Linked DNA regions of Mus musculus: region 1 is linked to region 2. A link is a loop called in an ENCODE intact Hi-C map of the cell type or tissue named here. Cell type or tissue: heart. All regions are shown on one strand.

Region 1 (4,000 bases), 130 kb before region 2:
TCTTCAGACACCAAGTACCCTTACCTCAGCCCTTGGCTTGCCCTAATACCAACACTTCTAGCTTTTGTTCTCCGACAGAGTCCTACCAAGGACACGCAGAAACCAGTACGTGTCTGTTACAAACCACACCTGAGCCCCAGTGCTACTCAGGGGCTCTTCAGCTCATCTCCCAACCTCCACCCAGCCCTGAAAGTCCAAGTTCCCACTTCATCCAACCCATTTACATGATTTTTCTTCTTCTTTGCCAAAGCCAAAAACAGTTTTGGGGAGAAGAGAGAGACACAGACAGGGACAGAGAAAGAGAGACAGAGAAGAAACAAAAGAAAAGAAAAAAGAACAAAAAATAAACAAACCAACTTTTACATACTAGGGTAGCAGTTTTTCACTTTTTAGAAGTCTACAGAACAATGGACTTTAGGATCGTGTGAGTATGAGAAATAAAGAAGCAGGCACACTGCGGGGCCCATGCTCAGGCCAGGCCACCACCCGCACTCACCACCGTGAGCTCCTTGCCAGCTGCTTTCCGGAAGGCTTTAGTCCACCTGACCTTGCGTGGGTTTCTCTTCTTCTTAAAGTTTTTATGACACTTGGATTTGCAGAATCGGAACACCTACAGGACACTCAAGTTAAAATACCGAGGAGCTGAAGAGTCAACAATAAAAATGTTTCTACATGCCCCCCCCGGCCCCCCCCAGCCAACCAAAAAGAAAAAGCAAACAAACAAAAAACTACTGTAAAGCAAAAAAAAAAAAGACACTCACATAAGAACTAAGGACAACACCTAGAATCACATGCGACATCAGAACAGAAGGACACTCAAGTGTTTGATGGGTGTCCGACATCATCTCTACCAGGCTAAGCACCCGGAAACCATCACTAATCACTTTAGAGAATAATACCTTACACTGGCCTTAAGTGAAGGAATAGTCTAAGAAAAAGCTCCTTAAAGACCTTCTCAGCCGGGCGTGGTGGCGCACGCCTTTAATCCCCAGCACTTGGGAGGCAGAGGCAGGCGGATTTCTGAGTTCGAGGCCAGCCTGGTCTACAAAGTGAGTCCCAGGACAGCCAGGGCTATGCAGAGAAACCCTGTCTCGGAAAAAAAAAACAAAAAAAAACAAAAAAACAAAACAAACAAACAAACAAAAAACAACAACAACAACAAAACGCTATCTGGAGCCTGGCAGTGGTGGCGCACGCCTTTAATCCCAGCTCTTGGGAGAGACAAGAGGCAGGCGGATTTCTGAGCCTGGTCTACAGAGTGAGTTCCAGGACAGCCAGAGCTATACAGAAAAACCAAACCCTGTCTCGAAAAACCAAAAATAATTAATAATGCAATTTCTGTGTGTCACTGGAAGCAACATAAAAAGTAAGCCTTTGAGGTTACTGGGCGCTAGCAAAGAAAGCTGAGTATGGTAACTAAAATGTGTGACCCGCTCAGAAACAGAAACCTAAACTAAGAAAGCCTGTGCATGCGGCACAAATCATAATGCTTTTGCTTACATACTTCATTCCGTGAGAACCTTCAAGAAGTGGGATAGTGAAGGCTGCCGAAGTAGCCAGTTAATCCCCCCCAAAGAACCCCCATGCTGTCTTTCTCCTAGCTCATCTCCAGCAACAATGCAAAAGTCTATAAGGCTCAGGCACCATGTCCATTAACCGCTACAGACAACCCCACCTCCCACTGTACGAGAGCATGAGCCTCCTTAAGCATTAATTCGACCGACTTCCTGACCCTGCGGCAAGCCGGGTGGCCTGCGGATGAGATGAGCGTCTGACAGCAACGAGGAGACCTCGCCGGCAGTGAACCGACGCCGGGTCCAGCCCAGGCCACTCCACGGCGTTCAGAACCCGGCGCGAGCAGAGCGCGCTCCAGTCCCCGAGCCGTCCGGAGCGTGCGGGCCACGGCCGCCTCACCTTGCAATCGTTGCGGACGAACATCATGCCGTGCCCCGGGTAGATCGGCCCGGAGCAGAAATAACACTTTTCGATCCTCATGTTGACCCCGCGTGGGACCCACCTTCGGGACGCGGAGCTGGAGAGGAAGTGGTACGTCACTTCCTAGTCGCCGGAAGCGAGTCCCTGACCCGACCCGGAAATGGTATCTTAGAATATGAATGAGCTGAAGGTAAAGGCACCACCTGACCCGCGTGTGCGCAGCAGCAGCAGCAGCAGCAGCAGCAGCAGCAGCAGCAGCAGCAGCAGCAGCGTCCCGCGCAGACGCAGAGGCTATAGACTGCATCTGGGAGTTTGACTTTTTGGTTCTGTGAGATCTACCGTACGGGCGCTTTGGAATTTTTCCCGGTATACTCATTCCATAGCGCTATTGCGGTGCTTGTGCTTTGCCACGGGCACGCTCCCCCACACCGGATTGTACCAAAGTCTGCTTTACTCCAGGCTTGTCTTCCCCAAAGGACTTGGCAGGAGTACACAACTAAAACCTTCCACCCGGGGCTGGTGAGATGGCTCAGTGGGTAAGAGCACCCAACTGCTCTTCTGAAGGTCTGAAGTTCAAATCCCAGCAACACATGGTGGCTCACAACCATCCCTAAAGAGATCTGACTCCCTCTTCTGGAGTGAATGAAGACAACTACAGTGTACTTACATATAATAAAACAAAATAAAATTAAAAAAAAAAAAAAAAACTTCCACCCTGGTCTTAGGAGAGCAACCTACTCAAAGTCAGGACAGCTTGGACGAGTTGGTTCTTTCCTCTCACCATGTGGGTCCAAGGGATGCTTAACTGATTTTGTATTTTGGCAGAGGGTCTCGTTTTGTGTAATCTGGAACTGGCTATGTAAACCAAGCTGGACTCGATCTAATAAGAGATCTCCCTACCTCTGCCTCCTTAGTACTGGGATTAAAGGGGTGTGCTACCAGGTGCTGGAGAGATGGCTCTAGGGTTAAGAGCACTGGTTGTTCTTCCAGAGGACCCAGATTTGATTCCCAGAACTCACATGACAGTTCACAACCATCTGTAACTCCAGTTCCAAGGGATCTGATGCCCTCTTCTGGCCTCCACAGGCACCGGGCATACATACACACAGTACACTGACATATATGTAACCAAACTTCCTACACATATAAAATAAATTTTAAAGGAGAGGGGCTGAAGTGATGAGCACTGCTCTTCCAGAGGACCTGGGTCCAGAGGACTTATAGGCAAAATACCAATGCACGTGAAAATAAAAATAAAATATTTTAAAGGGGAGGGGTGGGAGCTGGAGAGATGGCTCAGCGGTTAAGAGCACTGATTGCTCTTCCAAAGATCTGAGTTCAAGTCCCAGCAACCACATGGTGGCTCACAACCATCCCTAATGAGATCTGACACTCTCTTCTGGTGTGTCTGAAGACAGCTACAGTGTACTTACATATAATAATAATAAATAAATCTTTTTTTAAAAAAGGAGTGTACTACCATGCCTTGCTATTTTTTAAATCGTATTATTTTATGTGTTTTACTTGTTTAGTATGTGCACATTGTGTGTGCTGTGCCAGCCAATGTCAGAAGAGGGCATAGGATCCCGGGAACTGGAGATAGAGATAGGTGCGAGTCTCCATGTGGACCCTGGGACTGAACCCAAGTCCTCTGGAAGAGCAGCCAGTGCTCTTAGCCTCTGAGTCATCTCTCCAGTGCCTCGTTCTGTTTTTGAGGTCTCCGTCTCAATATACAGCACAGGGTTCCCTAGAAATCATGATCTGTGCTGATACTGTAGAGGTGTGCCACCATACTGGCTTGATATTTACCTGCTGATCGTATATTGAAATATTTAAAATATGGTCTGAGAGGCCAAACCTACTCCATCTTGGGACCAGCCTCCATCTTAAAGCAAGCCTGAGACTTGGCCTGCAGCTGAACCCAAGCTGCACCCAAGTACCAGGAAGGACCCCAGGGCTTGTCCTGGGCCAGAGTTACTCCCTAGCTACTTCCTAGCAACAGTTAATCAAAGATTAGTCTGATTGTTTCAAATGTACTTTCAGACCATTTGTCATTGTATACAGT
Region 2 (4,000 bases):
ACCCATGGAGACACCTTGCCAGCCCATTTACTTTAGAAAGTCATACTTAAAGAATCTAAAGATAATGGAGGCAAGAGCATGTAGAATTCAAGGCTACATAGCCAACTGGTAGCTGGCCTGGGCTATATGAGATGCTGTCTTTTAAAGATTTCAGAGCTGAAGAAACAGCTCAATGGTGGAGAACAAATACTAGGAGGACAGTTCCCAACTCTTCTGGTCTCCACAGGCACTGCATACACAAGCTGCCTTTACAGCAGACAAAACATACAAAAACACATCTTTTAAAAAAAAAAAAAAAAAAAAAAAGGTGGTGCATCCCCAGAAAACACAGTAAAGCGTAAAGAGGTCAGTTTAGTTTCACATCCTAGACAATCACCTTCATAACTAAATATCCTTAAAACTCCAATGGAAACACAACAGTCTATTCTTTGGCTTACAGTACAAAACTGGTTCTAGGAGTTGTTCTGATCATCCTGGGGCTTAAACTCAGGGCCTCACATACATTAAGCAAGTACTGTACCAAAGAACTACATTCTCCGGTCTTTTTATACAGAAATATGCTCTCCACTATATTGCTCAAGTGGTCTCAAACTTGCCATTCCCCTGCTTCAGTTTCTAAATATCTGGGGTACCACCTTTAACTGGAATTTCAACTTTGGTGTAACAGGGTTAAAACAGCATTTACAGCAGGCTCCATGGTACCCAACTACGATCACAGTGCCTAGGACGCTTAGGCAAGAGAACTCCCAGGTCTAGCCTGGGATATATTAGTATCAGGACAGCCAGAGATACACAGCAAGAAAAAAAAGCCAAAAGCATTAACTCACCCTTAACAACCTTCTCAGTTCCCCTGTGACTTGAGCTTGTCAGAATAGCAAACTACTCACACCAGTTATACATGATAAATATCCCCTGAGAAATCTAAGACCTATTAAGATTGGGATCTTAAAGTTAGTCGGTGGACTCAGAAGGCAGAGGCAAACGGATTTCTGAGTTGGAGGTCAGCTTGGACTACAGTGCAAGTTTTAGGATAGGTGGAGATACACAGAGAAACCCTACCTCAAAAAACAAAAACAAACAAACCAAAAAAACCCAATCCACCCACTCCAAAAAAAAAAAAAAAAGGCGAAAGAAAAAATATTGGGTCTTTAAGATAGTTAGTGCTGACATTTCAAACATTATGTGACCTTGCTGGAAAGGTCTCATAGCACCCCTAACTGAGAATAACCAACTGGTTGCCCTTTCTAGGGACAAGCAGCCCCATACAGCCAATAAAGCAAAAGTGGGAGAGGGCAGTGCATGATGGTTCACCCTTAAGGAAAACACCCCAGCTGGTTGCGGTCTAGAACTCGGGCGCTGCCCCTGGCAGAGTTGGGATAAATGAGAGGTAAACACAAACGACACACGCGCAGCTGCTACTTAGGACAAGCCGTCAGCCTAACAAACGCTGGTAAGGACCCGGAGGGGAAGCGTGAAGAACGGGCGGAGAACAGGCTTCGGGGCTGAATAGGAGTATACTTCTGGGGTGCACACTTTTCTATTCCTGACACCTGGGACCTCCGAGCCGGCTCAGAGTGACGCACGCGGCATCTCAGCATACGGATGCAGCTGCACCTGAATCCCGGGGCGCCCAGCTCCGAGCTCGCGGGGCTGCAGCCTGCGAGCCCGCGCCTAACACCTGCCAGGTCGCGCCCTCCGCCCGAGGTCGCCCGAGGACCAAGGCATCCACCAGGAGAAAGCCTCCCGGCGCTGCGCCCGAAGGTACGAGTTGCAGCCCGCGGCCGCCCCATCAGCCCGACCTGCGCCCCAGGGTCTTACCCGAAGACAGCGCCTCTTCCGCCCGACCGCGCCAGCTGTCACCGTGGCGGCGTCCGCGCTCCAGACGCCAGTGACGCCTCATAAAAACAACAACCTGCTCGCAGGCGTCCGCAGCGGGGAAGCGGTGGCAGGCGCGGCGCAGCAAGGCATGCTGGGACTTGAAGTTCCTCCTACGTCTCCTGCCAGCTCGCGGCGAGCAAAAAGAACTACGACTCCCGAAGATGCGTACGGCCCGCACCCCTGAGGCTACCGGAAGCTGGGCGGAGCGACTGCGGATCTCCACAACATCCGGGCTCCCACGCCTGCAGCCGGTTGCCACGGAGACGGGCTGCCACACTGGAAGACGGAGGGTTTCCACCCACCGTCTTCCTCCCCAGAAATTGTAGTTTACGGGACTCCGATCGTCTTGCTGTTGCTTTCCGTCGGTTCTGTAAGAAGACTGGGCCCTACGCCTTCGCCAGACTTCTCGCTATCAGGAAAGAGTTGCTTTTGCCGAAGAGATTAAGATGGCGAGAGAGACAGACTGCGACTTGGTGGGTTTGGGCAGAGAGCTAGATGCTTTTGAAAGTCGAATTCATAATAGTGTTTGAGGCACCATCTACTCCCACTCACTAGTCACCAAGCTGTTATATTTACAAGTTTAAATGCACGATCCACAAAGTAATTACTCTGAAGGTGTATAGGAGGCACCTCACTACAAATGATCTTTTGTCCAGGATGGTTTTTGTTTTGCATTATCTATTTGCAGTCGTGGGGATCGAACTCAGGGACTTGTGCATGGTAGGTAATCTCTGTTCTACTGAACTACACCTCCCAGCCCTAGAACCTTCATGTTTTTGTCACTTAGAGTATGCCTAGTCTAAAAGGATGGAAGAGGGTGAATAGGAGTGCACTCACCCCAGAGGGAAGTTACCGTTCCTCTGTCCCCTACCTGTCTAGTGAGTAAACAGTAAAGGAAACCATTCAACAAGCTGATGTTGGGCAAAAGCTAGTTCACATTTAGATCTGATATTTGTGTTGCTGTAACTAGGGATTGAACCTCAAGCCTCACACAAGCTAAGAAAGCCCTCTACAAAGGAGGTAGATCCCTAACCCCTCGTTTTTGTTTGGGTGAGAGGGGAGTTCTGGGTGGTGGGTTTTTTTTGAGACAGAGCTTCTCAGAGTAACTCGGGCTGACTTTAAATTCTTTGTGTAGCTGGCACTGAATTCCAGAACCCCTTGCCTTTATTTCCCAAGTGTTAGGATTACAGGCCTATGCTACTACACTCTGCTCTTCCAACTTGGTGAACAGGCGAAAATTTAAATAACAAAGCTGGCTTTACAGTGAGTGGGTTTGTAAAGTGGTACTTACTTTGATTACTTATGAGCTGTAGACGAGATAGCACGGTCCCCCATGACTTGGTGTAGATAAGACACCTGGTGACTTGGATTATTGAAGTGACTTTTTAAAATCATTAAATCTAGACCTGAAGGTGATTGTGTTAGTCAGGGTTCTCTAGAGTCACAGAACCTATGGATAGTCTCTATATAGTAAAAGAATTTATTGATGACTTACAGTCCCCAGCCCAATTCCCAACAATGGTTCAGTCGCAGCTGTGAATGGAAGTCCAAGGATCCAGCAGTTACTCACTCAGTCTCACACAGCAAGCAGGCGAAGGAGCAAGAGCAAGACTCCCTTCTTCCAATGTCCTTATATTGTCTCCAGCAGAAGGTGTAGCCCAGATTAAAGGTGTGTTCTACCACACCTTTAATCCCGGATGACCTTGAACTCGGAGATTTAATCCTCTGGAATCCATAGCCACTATGCCTCAAGATCTCCATACCAAGATCCAGATCAGAATCTTCTATCTCCAAGCCTCCAGATAAGGGTCACTGGTGAGCCTTCCAATTCTGGATTGTAGTTCATTCCAAATATAGTCAAGTTGACAACCAGGAATAGCCACTACAGTGATTTAGGGCTTTTTGTTTTGTTTTGTTTTGTTTTGTTTATAATGTAGAATAGAGTTTATTTAGGGCTTGTGGAGGGGAGTTAAGAGAGTAGTAGAAGCAGAGAAAGGCAGAGAGAAGGAGAGAGTAGAGAAGTAGAGACCAGCCATGACCATGTGGAGAAAGGAGGAAGGGAAAGGGAGCAAGATGTAAAAGAGAGGCAAGAAAGGTGATTTAGTTTTAGGGCCAGTAGTAG

What was found. A loop is a pair of places that touch in the nucleus more often than their neighbours do. Peaks named below come from ENCODE experiments on the same cell type or tissue, not always from the same donor. Only the 100,000 strongest peaks of a DNase experiment are listed, where the experiment ranks them.
Region 1: it touches region 2 in a loop (2.7-fold over the local background); 1 of 42 quality-filtered maps calls a loop at or near these places.

The regions. Positions count from the first base shown.
Region 1 is chr9:73,111,498-73,115,497 of GRCm38, reverse strand. Rsl24d1 (ribosomal L24 domain containing 1) reads right to left here and starts at 2,029. Exons shown (of 6, transcript NM_198609.2): 1 at 1,915-2,029; 2 at 497-610. The coding sequence starts at 1,995. In heart, no CTCF peak of the experiment used is centred here; a DNase peak (open chromatin) is centred at 2,057; H3K4me3 peaks cover 2,124 bases; H3K27ac peaks cover 1,274 bases.
Region 2 is chr9:72,983,492-72,987,491 of GRCm38, reverse strand. Ccpg1os (cell cycle progression 1, opposite strand) reads left to right here and starts at 2,116. Exons shown (of 2, transcript NM_001198789.1): 1 at 2,116-2,351. The coding sequence starts at 2,325. It overlaps Ccpg1 (cell cycle progression 1), which reads right to left and starts at 1,988. Exons shown (of 9, transcript NM_001286544.1): 1 at 1,819-1,988. In heart, a CTCF peak has its summit at 1,787; DNase peaks (open chromatin) are centred at 1,381 and 2,041; H3K4me3 peaks cover 1,788 bases; H3K27ac peaks cover 1,493 bases.